Regions from separate parts of the Mus musculus genome. Here region 1 is linked to region 2. A link is a loop called in an ENCODE intact Hi-C map of the cell type or tissue named here. Cell type or tissue: heart. All regions are shown on one strand.

Region 1 (8,000 bases), 150 kb after region 2:
CATTACACCAGTAGAGTTATTTGTAATGACTATTTGACACTAATAGTCTGGAACTATATAGTCACTCCTGTTCTACATGCCTAACACCTTGGGGTTACCCGTTAAGAAATAGGATGTAGGATTCAATATATTTTAAAAATATAATATGACCTCAGCTTAATGGTGGAATATTGTGTTATGCAGGATTGTGTCAATTGCATAACATTAAAATGGTCTGATTTTCTCAGTTTCCAAAACCCATGGCTAGTGAACGGTCTAGCGTGAGTCCCCGCTTGATGAGTAGTAGGCATTTCGCCAAGTGTTCAGCTGCTTCAGGTCTGAGTTTTTAAGACGATACACTTACACATTGATAGTTGATCTCTGGAAACAGTGCTTTTCATATTGTAACTGAAAGAGAAGCACAGTGCAGAACACAGAAGGCAGAGTATTATGCTTTCTTACCAGCAATAGTTCATTTGAAAATAATGCCAGGTTTTTGCCAAGATCAGTGTTTCCTTGAAATGAAGACAGAAATAGATTTGTTTGTGCATTCTTGTACCTCGACATAGCATCTTAATTTTGAGCAGTTACGCATTTATCTAAAGGAAATAAATCTGTGAATAAATGCATGTTTACCAAAATGGCTGTTTACAGTGCATTTAGTTACAATATTTATAAAGTTGCCATTTCACAGAATAAGTAGTTTGGAGTTCTATACAATTTAGTCATCAGTAATATCTGGAGACAAAATGTGCAATATTTTTTATGTAGGTGAGCTAACACAGTGTATCTAATTGAAGAATTCTGATTAATTTGTAATAGATAAGTTGTATAAAATTTTCATACCTTAAAGTGTTTTAGATTACTCTTCAAGTGAAGTATTATTTTCAAAATAAAATTCTACTGAAAAATTCTGCTGGCTATGATACATACATTTTTAGACATACAAATGAAAATCAAAAGGAATTCGCCAGTTTTGCTTAATAATTTGCACGCTTTTTATCATTAAATCTAACCTTTTAAAACCAACAAAGTATTCATGATTACTAATAGATACACCTGCATTATGATTGTATTTCCAACTGTAAGATTTTTGTGGAAAATTTATTACTTCCTTTACATGTAACAGTATTTATTTGAGTGGGGAAATTTTTTTAAATAGGGCTTGCATAATTTAGGGTGCAAATGCTAAATTGTATATAAATGTTAGATGTAAACTTTGGTTATAAAGTACTTTTTAAAATTACACTTTTGAAAAATGAATACATTCAATTTTCAAGACAGTCAATCTGAATTGTTTGATCAGAATGTCTTTACAAGATTCCCTTTTGCAAGTCTGGAGAGAGGGCTCAGTGGTTAAGAACATTTATTACAGTTCTTGCAGAGAACCTAAGTTTCCCCACACCTACACTAGGTGGCTCACAACTTCCTGTGGCTCCAGCCCCCAGGGTAAGACACCCCTCTCTAGCCTAGCCTCTGTGGGTGCTTACTTACCTACACATGGTACACACACACACACACACACACACACACACACACACACGAACATGAATTAGAAGTGCTGTAGAACAATCTGCAAGTCAAATATTTTTACTTAAATAATAATCTTAGTATCCAGTAATACCATTGCATTTAAATAATATTGTCCTGTAACTCTTCCACGTTTGCTCCGTGCATGCCTGCACATATATAGTAAGTATGAAAAAAGCTGAAGGAATCCACGTTCTCTAGTGTAGGAGTCATTGTGATTTTGTGAATATGGGTGGACTCCACCCTATTTGGAGAATTACAAGATTGCTTTAAGGCCCCAAAATATCAATATTGTGCAGTTCCAGTAATGTATGTGTTTTCTGCCTTTGTAAACTGTCTTGTCGATTTTGTACTGCACAATAGGTAAATGCCCAAATATAGTCCATTTTAAAGAAATATGAAGAATAATGGCAGAAGAGCTTTACAACTTTTAAAAAACTTGTAATGTGTATGTATTTTATGTGTATTGGTGTTTTGCCTTCATTTGTCTCCACTCTGAGTTCCTGAGTTCCAGTTGTGAGTCACCATATGGGTGCTGGGAATTCAACCTGGTCCTGTGGATGCTGGGAATTCAACTTTGTGAATGAGCAGCCAGGGCTTTCAGCCACTAAACCATCACCAAGGGGCTCTGGGATTTATTTCTTTAATGGGGTGTGTGTGATTTTTCTAGACCCTGGGCTTTAAAACTTTTTAGTTGGAAATTTTTAGGAGTTGCATAAGGCTAAAAATTCCTATAGTAAGTTAAAAAAATTAACATTGAAGTTTCTAAACTGAACTAGTGATAGTGAGTGTATATCTGTGTTAGGGTGCCCACAAGGACCTGAAGAGGGTGTTAGGTGCCCTAGATAGGGAGTTACATATGGTTGTGAGTCACAGTGTGAAAACTGAAACTTGGGTCCTCACTGAGCCATTTCTCCAACTCCCCTGTAAGTTCAGTTTTAAATAGAATGTGGCAATATAGAATTTCTCAGAGTGGATACCGTGTGATAGACTTTTTGAGTAAGTCCAAGAACTCATTCAGCTGGATGGATGTAGTAGATTGTTCAAAGGGATAAAGCTTGTGTAGACATAAAGTGACTTACCCTTCATTTTTTATTAAAGAACTAGAACACATTGCAAATGTTAAATGGGTGTTGAGTTTTCTAAAATATGTATGAGCTAGTTTACAGCTTGTTCATAAGTAAGACTGGAGTTACTCTGGAACTTTCCTACAGTAATGGCTACATACTGCATTACAGTCACCACAATTTTATTTCTGACACAGCTCAACTGAACTTACAGAAAAGCGTTTTGTTGCTGCGTGGGGGGATTTAGAGGGTTCTTTGCTTCCTACCAGTATTTAAGCATATCACTTCCTGCCTTTGCTGAAGCGAGACTGGGATGGCTATGGAGCTGTGTGGTGTACACTTAATGTTAAGTACAGTCCATGCACAGAAGTCCTTAAGAGTGTTAACCATGATTTTCCGTGGGTCTGTCAATCCAGCAAAAACATGACACTTCAACTTGTGTATAAAACTTTCCACCTTCATTTGGAGAAATGGCCATATACCTCCAAACACAGGGACCTCTGACAGTGATAGAGCAGCTGGTTTTCATACAGCTTATGAGGTTAGTATTTTAGCTCAGAGGATGAGAGCTTAGTAAGTTTCCCCGATTTAAAGGACAGCACTGCCTGCTGAAATGTAGAATGACGCCCTAAATTTTAGGAGTTTACCCTTCTTTTTATGAGGGCATTATTTTTTATTTTGTTGTTTGTTTTTTAACCGTTCCTGGTTTGCTTTTAGTTGCTGGGATAAAACACTGACTAAAAGCAACTCTAGGAAGGGTTTCTTTCTCTTTGGCTTAGAGATCCTAATCAATCATTGAGGGAAGTCTGGGCGAGATCCATAAATGCAAGCTTCAGATACAACCCAGTTCCACTTTCCAAAGGGCTGAACATCAATCAAGAAAACGCCGCCCCACAAACACGCAGTTCAGTCTAATGAAGGCAATTCAGGAGAGGGTCCCTGTTTCCTGGTGAATCAAATTAATGTCAAGTTGACAAAAAAAAAAAAAAAAAAAAAAACTAGTATGAACTTCATATTAGATTCATACTAGAATCTTTCATACTGCTCCGTTTCTACTTCCAATAAACGTCTAAACTGAGTGTAAGGAGTTTTCTGCTACATACGGTGTATCCTGAACAGAATAAAGGGTCAGTTTCAAAGAATGTACTTTAGATGTGGACTTCTGTTCTCTGTGATTACTTGAGCGCATTGAAAGAGAATGGGTTTCTCGGAAAAAGCATTTCCGTACTTGATTTTAAGCATTAGAGTCGGTTTTCCAAGACTGAGGAGATAGCTCGTAAATACGAAAACAGCACGGCGTGACTCGTAGGACGAGAAGGTAGGTAGGTCTTCGTGGCCTTTTATTAGGAACATCTCTTTATTTCATTGCAGACATAATTTGATAGAGGAGCTCGAGTTAACGGTGACCACAAATTCACATTAACTAATGCAAATGCAAAAGCCGGCATCCGCGAGTGTAGGAGGCGGAACCCTTCCGCTGGGGATTTGTTGTGAGGAGGGACCGGAAAAGGAGTAGGATTCTAGTCGCGATGTGGAGAGGTGGAAGGCTGGGCTCTCGTGGGGTTCGTCTCCTGGAAACGCTAGGGTTTGGGTGCCCCAGCGCGGTCGCCCAGCCTCCTCGCCTAACTTCACGGTCGGGTGAGTGTCGCCGGCGCGGAGGTTCTTCCGCACGCCTCGGGTGCCGGGGCGGCTCTGCGCAAGCGCGGCAGAGAGCGGTGGGCTGTCCGGCTCCGTGGGGTCTGGTTAAAAGCAGCGCCGCGCTGCCCCGTCCTCATCCCTGGTGACCTCCGGGACCTGGTGTTGCTCTCTCCAGCGGCTACAACCCTCCAGGTCTGAGAAGCCAGGGGAAAAAGGCTGAGGACTAAGGATCTGGGCCTCGGAGAGCGTGTCTCTTGTGCCGCCGCCGCCGGGTAGCCCACGACCTTTGCCCTATTTTATTTGCGTTCTATGAGCTTGTGGCCCGGGAGCCGCCATTCAACTTGCTGGATCCTGGAGGTGGTTCTTGCTTTCCAAACCAAACCAAGAAAGACACACGGGGAACGTCCTAGCGCTGCCTCACTACTTTATTGCTCACCATCTTACCGTCCCCGCCAAAGAATTTAAGGCATTTATGCTCTTGTTTGGCAAATAAAGTAAAGAGCTAACTGCATTTGGTGCTATAGATTTTTAAACGCAAGTAGTACGCAGATAATTAGGTTCAACCTTTACAAGAAAATGACCAGGCCGGGCGTGGTGGCACACGCCTTTAATCCCAGCACTCAGGAGGCAGAGGCAGGCGGATTTCTGAGTTCGAGGCCAGCCTGGTCTACAGAGTGAGTTCCAAGACAGCCAGGGCTACACAGAGAAACCTTGTCTCGAAAAACAAAAACAAAAACAAAAAAAAAAACAAAAAAAAAAAAGAAAAAAAAAGAAAAGAAAATGACCACTATATGGTAGAGATTGGTATGGTTGGGAATTTTAATATGACAGTAACAGCAATAATACCTATTTAAATACTACTGAAAAAAATAATTATAATTTTTAAGAGAGCAAGATATAAATAAATATTAATGAACTTGGAGATCTAGATGGAATTACGATTCCAACTTTAATTTTCTGGAGAGATGATTTTATACTCTTCTATTGTCTTTTATAAGATTTTATTGTCTTTATATACATTTATACTCTTTTATTGTTTAAACTTTGTCTTCCAGAACAATCCGAGTCATTGTTCCAGAGATCCAGAACATCTCTGGTCCATTTTTTAGAAACCTTTTAATGTGTGTCTCATACATCAGAAGACCCACCTGCCTCGGCCTCCCAAGCTGTTGTGATTGGCATGTTCTTCCCTTACGTATAGTCACCTCCTCCGTGCCTTTGCCAGCTCTGCTGACATGATGCCATTGCTCTAATTTGTACTTGTCTCACCACATCTTCATGTCACTGCCAGTCTTTTCTGGTATGGGCATGGGTATGGGTGTTTGCTTGCATCTACAGCTGCAGACCACAGGCTGTGTGTGCCTGATGTCCTTACAGGCTAGAAGAGAGCATCGGATTCCCTAGGACTGTACGTCTATCGGTTGGAAACTGCCCCATGGATGCTGGAGAATCCAGTCCAGTTTCTCTGGAAGAGAAGCCAGTGTTCTTAACTGCTGAGCCACCTCTCCAACCCTCATCGCCCATTTAAAAGATAGACTTTTGGCTTATAGCAGCCTTGGCTGATGGTTATTTTCTTTAAGAGCTTAGAATGTATTTTATTTCATGGTTTCTTGTTTTTGAGGATTGTTGATCAAGAGAGCTGGAGTTAGTCTCATGTTTCGACTATATAGGTGATTTGTGCATATTTTTCTTCTTATATTTTTGGTTGTGAGCCTACCCTTTAACAGCTGAGCCATCTCTCCAAGCCCATATTTTTCTTCTTATAGTTTGTAATATTGTTTCTTTACTTTCGTTTAAAAATATTTCTATTTTTAATTATGTGTATGTGGGGGCAAGGGTATGTGCACATGAGTGTGGGCACCTGCAGAGGCCAAAGATTTTGTATCCCCTGGAGCTGGAGTTACAGGCAGCTATGAGCAGCTTGACATGGGTGCTAGGAACTGAACTCTAGAAGAACTGTGTGTGCTCTTAACCAATGGTTGACTGTTTTTGATAACATGACTGTAATGTCATGGAGAGGTTTGTCTCCAGTCGCAGGTATTTGGGGTTCCAAGTCTCCAGATGTGTTTTGAATATCTGTTTCTTTCTGAAGATTTGAGGAATTTTTTTCCTCTGATGCCAGTGAATGGATATTCTGTGTGATTGGTGTTTATCTCAGCTTGTTCTTCTAGCCCATGATTTTTAGATTTCTTCTTTCAGTTGTATCTCATTTTAGTTCTTTTCCTTATTGGCATTTGAATATAGTGTTAGTCACCCTTGGCCTCTAGTTATATGACTCTACTTGATTCTATTGATGATGTTTTCCACTGTATTATTTACCTACTTATTTACTGAGGTCTTACTTTCTAACATTTCTGTTGGTTTTGTTTTGTTCAGGCTGTGGTTTTTGTTTGTTGTCTTGTTTTTCTTTTCAGATTTTGGGCGTGGGGTAGTTTTGCTGCTGCTGACCTTTCATCCACGTTGCTGACTTCTTCCACTCTGTTGTCGAGTTTCCTCTTTTGGACCTGTATTGGGTTCATCTTTTTATTTGTATACTCTTTGGGTCATTGATCATTTTCATGAGAAGTCATTTGAAATCTTTATCCGGTACTTGACTTTTCAGTATCATTGGGTTCTGTCGCTGGAGGATGGTCTTTGGGGAGTCATGCTGTCTTGCTTTCTGATATGCTGTGATTTGCATATCTGTTGGTTTGGATATTTCTTCTGGGTTGGGGCATCTTCCTAGTGAGTGATCGCCTTCTGAACATTTAACCCACGTACCACTTGGCAACAACAACAGCAAACCATACAAGCTATATAAACACGTGTAAAAATTAATGACAGCCCACCAGTGGACACAGCACTAACAATGAAAAACTACTTTCCAATGTGCTAAGTGTGTCAAAGTAAAAAGATACAGGAAGAAGACCAGAAAGGGATAGAAAAGGAAAGAAAGACCTGGGTAATCAGACAAAAGGATAAAGGAGGTGTTGAATGTCAGGGTTGCTAAAGAAGAAGGGCAAAACAATAGAAAAAATGAAAGAAGAAAAAGGGGACCAGGTGAAAGCATTCAAATGTACATAAACGTCAGGGGACTATATATATGTTTGTTTTTTAAAAGCCAGAACTGGGAAGGTGGCTCAGTCAGTACAGCACCTGCCCCTCAAGCAGGGGAGCTAAGCATAGATCCAGAACCCATCTAAAGGCTTGTTGCAGTGGCTTATCTGTGACTCCTGCAGTGGCAGGTGGGGCGGATCCCTGCAGCTTACTGGCCAGTCATCCTAGCTGAATGAATGAGTTCCAGGTTCAGTTAGAGACTTCGTCTTAAAAAGTAAGAGTGTTGGGAGGCAGAGGCAGGCGGATTTCTGAGTTCGCGGCTAGCCTAGGCTACAGAGTGAGTTCCAGGACAGGGCTACACAGAGAAACCCTGTCTCAAAAAACCAAAAAAAAGAAAACCAAAAACAAAAAAAAAGAGTGATTGAGAAAGGCATCCAAAGTCAACCACTGGCCTCCACATGCACACAAATATACACACACATATGTGCATAGACACATACTGCATACAACAGACATCCAAGTATAGCATCATACACCACACACAGGTGCATACACACAAAAATGGTTTTAATGTTATATAATAATTTCTTCTGAATTGAAACATTCCTTGCAGGGGTGAGGGAGGGGAGAGTCATAAGATTCTGGAGGTACACAATTCTCACAAGCCAGGAAAGCTGAAAGGAACCAGAGTCACAGAGGCCCCTCTCTGAGGTTATAGCTCCCCTTTAGTGGCTCCTGCTCCTGTAAGTA
Region 2 (8,000 bases):
ACCAGGCCCATCCACAACAATGGAGAACACTAAACATAGTCTTCTGGACTTGATTTTCCCATTTCACAGAACTTTCAAGGAAGGACTTGAAATGGGGTGGGGGGGCTCATGATGCTCTACCCTTCCTGTGGAGTTATTAACAGTTTTTCTGGGCGGAGGCAAATACATTTCCCTTAGATACGTTGCCCAAGTTCCAGTTAATTAACCTCCCCCCAACACACACACACACACACACACACACAGACACACACACACACACAAAATCAACCTTCCCGTGTTTATGTAAGTAATTAAAATCACTAGGCCATTGCTGGGTGGCGGTGGCAGAGGCAGTTGGATCTCAGAGTTTGAGGGCAGCCTGGTCTACAGAGTAAGTTCCAGAACAGCCAGGGCTACACAGAGAAACCCTGTCTTGAAGAACAAAAACAAAGCAAAACACACTGGTCACGAAAATAAAATAAGTGAAACAAATCCTCTGAAGTAGACAGGGAAATTAAGTGAGGAGAATGACCTGGGCAGGGGTGGCATGTGCCTTGAACTCCAGTACTCAGGGAAGGCAAAGGCAGGCTCTCTGTGAGTCTGAAGCCAGCTTGAAACTCTGAGAGAGGGGAGGAGAAGAGAGAGAACAGTCGAAGTTAAATTCCTGCAGAGATCAGAAGACCTCAGCTTTAGGACCTTAACTTACACAGCCTTTCTGGAAAGTGCTGCAAGTTTGGTGTTGTGGACTGGAAGCAGAAATCAGAATATAAACAAAAAACAATTCTATGTGGGTTTTTTTTTTTTTTTTTTTTTTTTTGGTTAGCTGTGTAAAAGTCTTCCCAAAAGAAAGGCACCTGGATGGTATTATATAATGGCTCTAATAATGTGTTGCAGTTTGTTTTTGCATTCACATTCCAACATGATTTTGTATCCATGTTATGATATTAAAGCACACACCTTCCCCCAATTATGTGAGAGTTAGATACAAATATCAGTGTATGGGCTGAAGACATGGCTCAGTGGTTAAGAGCACTTGCTGGTCTTCCAGAAGGCCTGAGGCCATCTCATTACCAGCTTGAGAAGCTCACAACCACCTCTAACTCCAGCTCCAGGGAATCTAACAACCTCTTCTTGACACATACACAGTTTAAAAATATCCCCAAACCCCACAAATATCAGTATTGCTATGCCTATTAGGTGTTACAAAGATGTGGGAAAGTGTATAGGCACAGACATAAAGTAGATGCTAGGTGCTAAGATAACAATAGACATGTATAATATATAAATTAATAGAGTACATAGAAGAGGCCTGCAACCTTAGCACTTAGTAGGTGCAGGCAGGAGGATCAGAAAGGTAAAGTAGAACATTAATGGTATCATACTTGTCAACTTGACACAAACCTAGATGTCCCTTCAAAGAGGACTCTCAATTGAGTAATTACCTTCATTAGACTGGCCTGTGGGCTTGTCTGTGAGGCATTTTCTTGATTGCTAATTGATATGGGAGGAGCCAGTCCACTGTGGGCAGTGCCATCCCTGAGCAGGTGGGCTCATGAAACATAACAAAGTAGTAAGCCACGGTGAATTAAGATTTTCTCCATGGTCTCTGCTTCAGTTTTGAAGCAGATTCCCGCCATGGCCTTCCTCGATGCTGGAGCAGAAGGTGAAGCCAACCCTTTATATACCCAAGTTGCCTTTGTCAGCATTTTATCACAATAACAGAGAAGCAAATCAGAACACTTGAGTTCACAGTGAGTTCCAGGCCAGCCCAGGATACTGCAACCCTCTCCCCCAAGACAGAGTTTCTCTGTGTAGCTTTGGCCATTCTTTTTTTTTTTTTTTTTTTTTAAAGATTTATTTATTTATTACATGTAAGTACACTGTAGCTGTCTTCAGACACACCAGAAGAGGGCGTCAGATTTCGCTACAGATGGTTGTGAGCCACCATGTGGTTGCTGGGATTTGAACTCTGGACCTTTGGAAGAACAGTCGGGTGCTCTTACCCACTGAGCCATCTCACCAGCCCAGCTTTGGCCATTCTTGAACTCATTCTGTAGACCAGGCTGGCCTCAAACTCAAGAGATCAGCCTGCCTCTGCCTCTGCCTCTGCCTCTGCCTCCTCTGCCTTTGCCTCTGCCTCCTCTGCCTCTGCCTCTGTCTCCTCTGCCTCTGCCTCTGCCTCTGCCTCCTCTGCCTCTGCCTCCTCTGCCTCCTCTGCCTCCTCTGCCTCCTCTGCCTCCTCTGCCTCCTCTGCCTCTGCCTCTGCCTCTGCCTCTGCCTCTGCCTCTGCCTCTGCCTCTGCCTCTGCCTCTGCCTCCTGCGTTCTGGGATTAAAGATGTGTGCTAACGCCTTCCCGTTTTTAAAGTGTTATAGGAGCTAGGTGTAGTGGCTCACACTTTTAGTTCCAGCACTCAGGAGAAAGAGGCAGGCAGATCTTTGTGAGTTTAAGGACAGCCAAAGGTACATAGTGAGATCTTGTCTAAAACAGTAAAAAAAAAAGAAAGAAAGAAAGAAAGAAAAAAGTGTCATAGAAGCACATAAAACATCGCAAGCAGTTTGTTACAGAATCTTTATGCAAGGCTGATAAAACAAAAGGAAAAGAGCAGAGAGAATTAAAGCAAATCTAAATCTCTATGATGCACAACTTGGGTGATGGTTGTGTCTTTAAAACACATTTTGAAAAATATGATCTGAGGGGCTGGAGAGATGGCTCAGCGGTTAAGAGCACTGACTGCTCTTCCAGAGATCCTGAGTTCAATTCCCAGCAACCACATGGTTGTTCACAACCATCTGTAATGGAACCTGATGCCCTCTTCTGGTGTGTCTGAAGACAGCTACAGTGTACTCATATAAATAAAATAAATAAATCTTTAAAAAAAAGAAAAAGAAAAATATGATCTGCCGGGCGTGGTGGCACACGCCTTTAATCCCAGCACTCGGGAGGCAAAGGCAGGCGGATTTCTGAGTTCCAGGCCAGCCTGGTCTACAAAGTGAGTTCCAGGACAACCAGGGCTATGCAGAGAAACCCTGTCTTGAAAAAACAAAACAAACAAACAAACAAACTGATCTGCAGTGAAACAAACAGTAATGTTCACAAATGTATTACATGCCTCTCAACATTTTTTAGGTACCTTGGCTATTAAGTTGGAGTCATTTGGGTATATTCTGGTCAGTGGGTCATGAAAATTGATTGGGTTGTTTCTATTTCAAGACTCTTAATACTAGTTATTAAAGAGCTCGCTTGAGTCATGTTCTGCCCAGAAAGATGTTGATCTTGGAAGCAAGGAACATTGAAATGAATAGTTGGGAGATAGAAACCCTCTAGTTCTCTGAAGATCTAGAGGGCAGCCAGGAAGAACTAGCCAGCTTTAGGAAATACCATGAGAATGAGACGAATTTTCAAGCTAAGTTGGGGGTATAACAATGTTATAACAATGAAGCCTAGTCTAGCTCATCCAAATTCAAGAATAAATGTATTTCACAGGTTAATTGTGTACGTGCCTAAGTGGGTGGAATTTAAAAACATCTTTTCTATAGTTGGCATACTAGTTTCACTTATAGAAATTGTTTTCACTCCATTCCACATCTCAATTAGACTCCACTCACAAAGGAAAAACATTGGTGCTATCTTCCTCGGAATTCTTGACTAATTTTCAGGTGTGCCCAATCATTTAGAGACATTTTTTAATTTAAATTAAAACTTAAAAGATTTAGATAGATCCTCACCTGTCCTAGGCTGGCCCAAAACAACGTATCTGAGGGTATTGAATACCCTTAGCTTGCAGGTGTATATAGTGCTGAGTATCACCCAGAGCTTCTGGGGCACCAGCAAGCATTTTACATCCTTGATTATCTACATCCCTTTTCCTCTTTTCCCCTAGATGGCGTCTCAGCATGAAGCAAGGACTGGCCTGAAACTCCTCATGTTCTTGACTCTGCCGCCGAAGTACAGTACGAAACGCGAACGCAAAGTTGCAATGATAACAGCAACATTTAAATATTATTTAATTGCATTTCTGCGGCATACCCATTTGGAACGTAAGTGTTAGCTAGATGTACATTTATATGCTCATGTTTTTAGGTAAACAAGTAGCCGGCTCTGACATAAAAAGATTGCTACTCTAAGTTAAGTCTACACTTAACTCGTTAGGCTTAATACCGACAGGAACTTTACTAAGAGCACTTACATCTTAAGGCCAAAATTACTTTCATTTATTTCTCCTTTCAGCCCTAGGGAAAAAGCAGTCATATACTGCCATGCTTTCTTCAACGCCAGTGTGCTATTTCTGAAGGCCTACACCGTGGATTAACAAGATCCCTAAATGGACCCAAAAGAAAACCGCACTAGACCAGAAACCCAGTGTGTGGACGCTCTGGAGGAGAATTGGCAGGAAACCTCGGGGAGAGCCTCTCGCCACCGGGAGCCTCCGCCCGTGTTTCCTTAGCTCCCGCCTCAACAAGCCCATTGGCGGTCGGGCGGTTGCTAGCTTCCTCCGCAACTAGGGCGGGCCGGAACTTTTGTCTGCCGGAACCGGTGTACGCCGCTCAGTGTTGTCGACCGGCGTCAAGGCGACGAGGGTGCTGTTCTCTTCCTCCGGCTGCGGTGGCTGTGGAGTTCAGCCCAGCCAGTCTGGTAGGAGCACAGTCGTCCGGACTGTGTCTATGGTCGCTCCGCGGGCCGCTTTGCTGGCTGGTGCATTTGTATCAGGGCAAGCAGTATTATTCCATGGCAGGGAACTTCTGGCAGAGCTCCCACTAGTAAGTGAGCTTCCATTTTCTCGCCTGGGGCCGGGGCTGGGGCACAGGAGGGCTGGGCCTGCCCATCCCTCGGGGTTTCCATCCTGGCCGCTGCGGGTGAGCCCTCCCTGGGAAGCCGGGGGTCCGAAACGTGATGCTGTCGTTTGCGAGCCTCCCCTCTTCTCACAGAGAGATTTCGGGAGCAGAGGGGAGGTGAGCTCGAAGGATGGGTAAGAGGTAAGGGGTTTGATCTCCGGGAAGGGAGTCGGAGGCGGTTTCATTTCAAATTTGGGGTTTGATTGGTGGGATGATGTGGGCACCGGCAAGGGAAAGAGTGACCCATTGTAGCTCTGTGAGGTTCCCTGCTTTGGATGGACATGGTTGGCTATTGCTAGCTAGCTTGTTTGTTTGTTTGTTTTTTCATAGCAGTGATATTATAATCTCTTGTCATTCGCCTTACTGTAGATTTAATATTTACTCAGAGGAGAGGAGTGAGTCGTGCTTGTTTCTACCTGCTGCTTCCTGGCCCAGCCTTATGCCTAGATTGACACCACTACCCCCATCCCCGAAGCAGTGTTTCTCACGTTGAGGGATGGCTGCCCTAAAACTCACAGGCTGGCATCGAACTTAATGAAATCTGCCTGCCTCTGCTTCTGCTTCTAAGTGTTGGAATTAAAGGCATGAGCCACCAATTGCAGGCTCCTAAATTGACTTTAATGCTTCTAGAATTTGCGAGCACAGGGGCTCTCAAAATATATCCATTTTCATTCATTAGCCAGTGTCTTATATTTTGCCTTAAAGTCGTGTATTTCCCAGATTTTGTCCTCTTCCTTTAACCACTTAAATCACTAAATTTTAATGTCTTTCAGTGACCATGGAAGGGCTAAAGTAATCTTAAAGATATTTGTCTCTAAATACATTTGGTTAAACATGCAGGAAGTTGTATGCTTGGGCTAAGCGTTGAGCAGGCTTTCCACTAAATACATAAAAAATGAACAGGACTAGATAGAGACATTTAGTTTAATTAAATTTTAGTGGGAAGAGAATAACAAAATTTTAATTCTGTGAATTGGTTTGCTTGTTTCCCTCTTTGCCTGAGAATAAAGAAGAAGAAGGGGGAAAAAAAAAGAAAGAAAGAAAACTGAATTTGGAAACCTGTTTCTGAAAGCAGGTCCTCCCTTGCTACCAAGTGTTTCTGGGAAGATGAAAGGCCAATGAAGCATCACTGGGGGACATTATTTTACATTGTTCTCACTCACTGAGATGTTTCCATTAAAAAAATGAAATACAAAAGGGGATGACCCAAAAAGGTGGGATAAAGCTTGGGCCTGTACTTAATCCTGGTGCTCAGATAATGCCTTGATTGCCTGTCTCAGTGACATAATACTAAGACAGGCAGTAGTAAGTCTTTGGATATAGCAAGAGTCTATCTTCCAGGATGGTTCTTAGTCTAGAGGGTCTGAAAACCTGTGTGCTGGTGTTTGGTACACATGACACTATGAAGGAAATTGAGAAAGAGGTAGAGAAGCTTTGAAACCATCAAGAGATTCTTTACCCTCAAGTTTTCCTGTTTTTTGTTTTTTTCTTCAAACGATCTTGCTGAGGCTGCCAGTGGGCTGCTGAAAAACTAGAGAACTCTGATGAATAACTTACCTGAGAGTTTGAAATGGCGTCTACAGCATCCTTGTTAATCGACCAGACAGTACGGGAGTCACACTGATTGACACAGATTTATATCCAGCAAAGCACTCACAAATATATTCCACTCACAAATAGCACTCACAAAAACCAAAGAGATTTTATTGGTCCAACAAGACTGAGAAACTTGGGGGTGATGGTGAAAACACTGATTGAAAAGGGGATTAAATTAGAAAAATATAAAATTTGCTCCAGGTCTGAATGTATTTGAAACAGGTGAGCATGTATTGAAGAACTCAAGTATTTCATTGTTGAACATAATTTACTAAGGATTTTAGAGACCTATTCTGAAGAGTTAATGCTGAAGTTTCAGAGGTAAACTGGTGCTCTACCTCAGCTGCATTCCCAGCCAGACACTGTCTTTTATCAATGTTTTAAGTACATACCTCCAAATAAATAAATAAATAAATAAATAAATAAATAAATAAATAAATGGAGGAAGAAGAAGCTGGGTGAAGCACTGCATGCCTTTAATCACAGAACTTGGTGGTGATGGGGAGGGGCCGATCTCTGTGAGCTTGAGGCTGGTCTGATCCATGGAAGGAGTTCCAGGATAGCCAGAGCTAACCAGAACCAAACAGACAAATAAAGACAGAGAGAGGTGTGCCTCGTAGAAGATGGTAAGCTTATTGAATCTTAATGTTTTAAATGCTTTGGCTTGTTGGCTTTTTTCCTATAAATTTATTTATTCACTTTACATCCCAATATCAACCCTCTCTCCTCCCAGTACCTCAAGCAGCTCCTCCCCTTCCCATCCCTGCTGTTGCCTTTCTATGCCATGTTTTAAATCTTTACCTTCTCTAGTTTGCAGTGGATTTTGGATAAACAAGATCTGTTGAAAGAGCGCCAAAAGGACCTAAAGTTTCTCTCAGAAGAGGAGTATTGGAAGTTACAAATATTTTTTACAAATGGTAAACTTTTATATTGGTTGAAGTAGTATACTATAGCTGGTCACTATTTTATATGGTAATTTCCATGAGTTGTTAAAGTCTATAGTTAATGCTTTTATTTAGACAATTATCATTTCAGTGTTCTGGGTAATACTTTTCGCACCTTATGTATTATAGCCCAGTGTTGACTAATCTCAGGCATTTCTAGTGAGGTCCATTTTTAAGGTTGGCCTAAGCAAAATACTTTAAGAATAAATGATTATTTAAATTAGCATCCAGTAGTTCTCATTTTACCTTATAACTTTGCATAAGCAAGAAGATTTAGTCGCCAGGCGGTAGTGGCGCACACCTTTGATCCCAGCACACAGGAGGCAGAGGCAGGTGGATTCCTGAGTTCGAGGCCAGCCTGGTCTACAAAGTGAGTTCCAGGACAGCCAGGGCTACACAGAGAAACCCTGTCTCGAAAAATCCAAACAAAAGATGATGACTTGGGAACAAAACACCCATGGAAGGAGTTACAGAGACAAAGTTTGGAGCTGAGATGAAAGGATGGACCTCGTAGAGACTGCCATATCCAGGGATCCACCCCATAATCAGCATCCAAACGCTGACACCATTGCATACACTAGCAAGATTTTATTGAAAGGACCCAGATGTAGCTGTCTCTTGTGAGACTATGCCGGGGCCTAGCAAAC

What was found. Peaks named below come from ENCODE experiments on the same cell type or tissue, not always from the same donor. Only the 100,000 strongest peaks of a DNase experiment are listed, where the experiment ranks them.
Region 1: it touches region 2 in a loop (4-fold over the local background); 2 of 42 quality-filtered maps call a loop at or near these places.

Annotation. Positions count from the first base shown.
Region 1 is chr4:21,875,583-21,883,582 of GRCm38, forward strand. Pnisr (PNN interacting serine/arginine-rich) reads left to right here. Exons shown (of 11, transcript NM_001369189.1): 11 at 1-893. Coq3 (coenzyme Q3 methyltransferase) reads left to right here and starts at 4,064. Exons shown (of 7, transcript NM_172687.2): 1 at 4,064-4,214. The coding sequence starts at 4,106. In heart, no CTCF peak of the experiment used is centred here; a DNase peak (open chromatin) is centred at 4,209; H3K4me3 peaks cover 1,579 bases; H3K27ac peaks cover 1,171 bases.
Region 2 is chr4:21,723,178-21,731,177 of GRCm38, forward strand. Ccnc (cyclin C) reads left to right here and starts at 4,524. Exons shown (of 12, transcript NM_016746.4): 1 at 4,524-4,738; 2 at 7,220-7,326. The coding sequence starts at 4,707. In heart, a CTCF peak has its summit at 3,867; DNase peaks (open chromatin) are centred at 3,854 and 4,504; H3K4me3 peaks cover 2,012 bases; H3K27ac peaks cover 1,573 bases.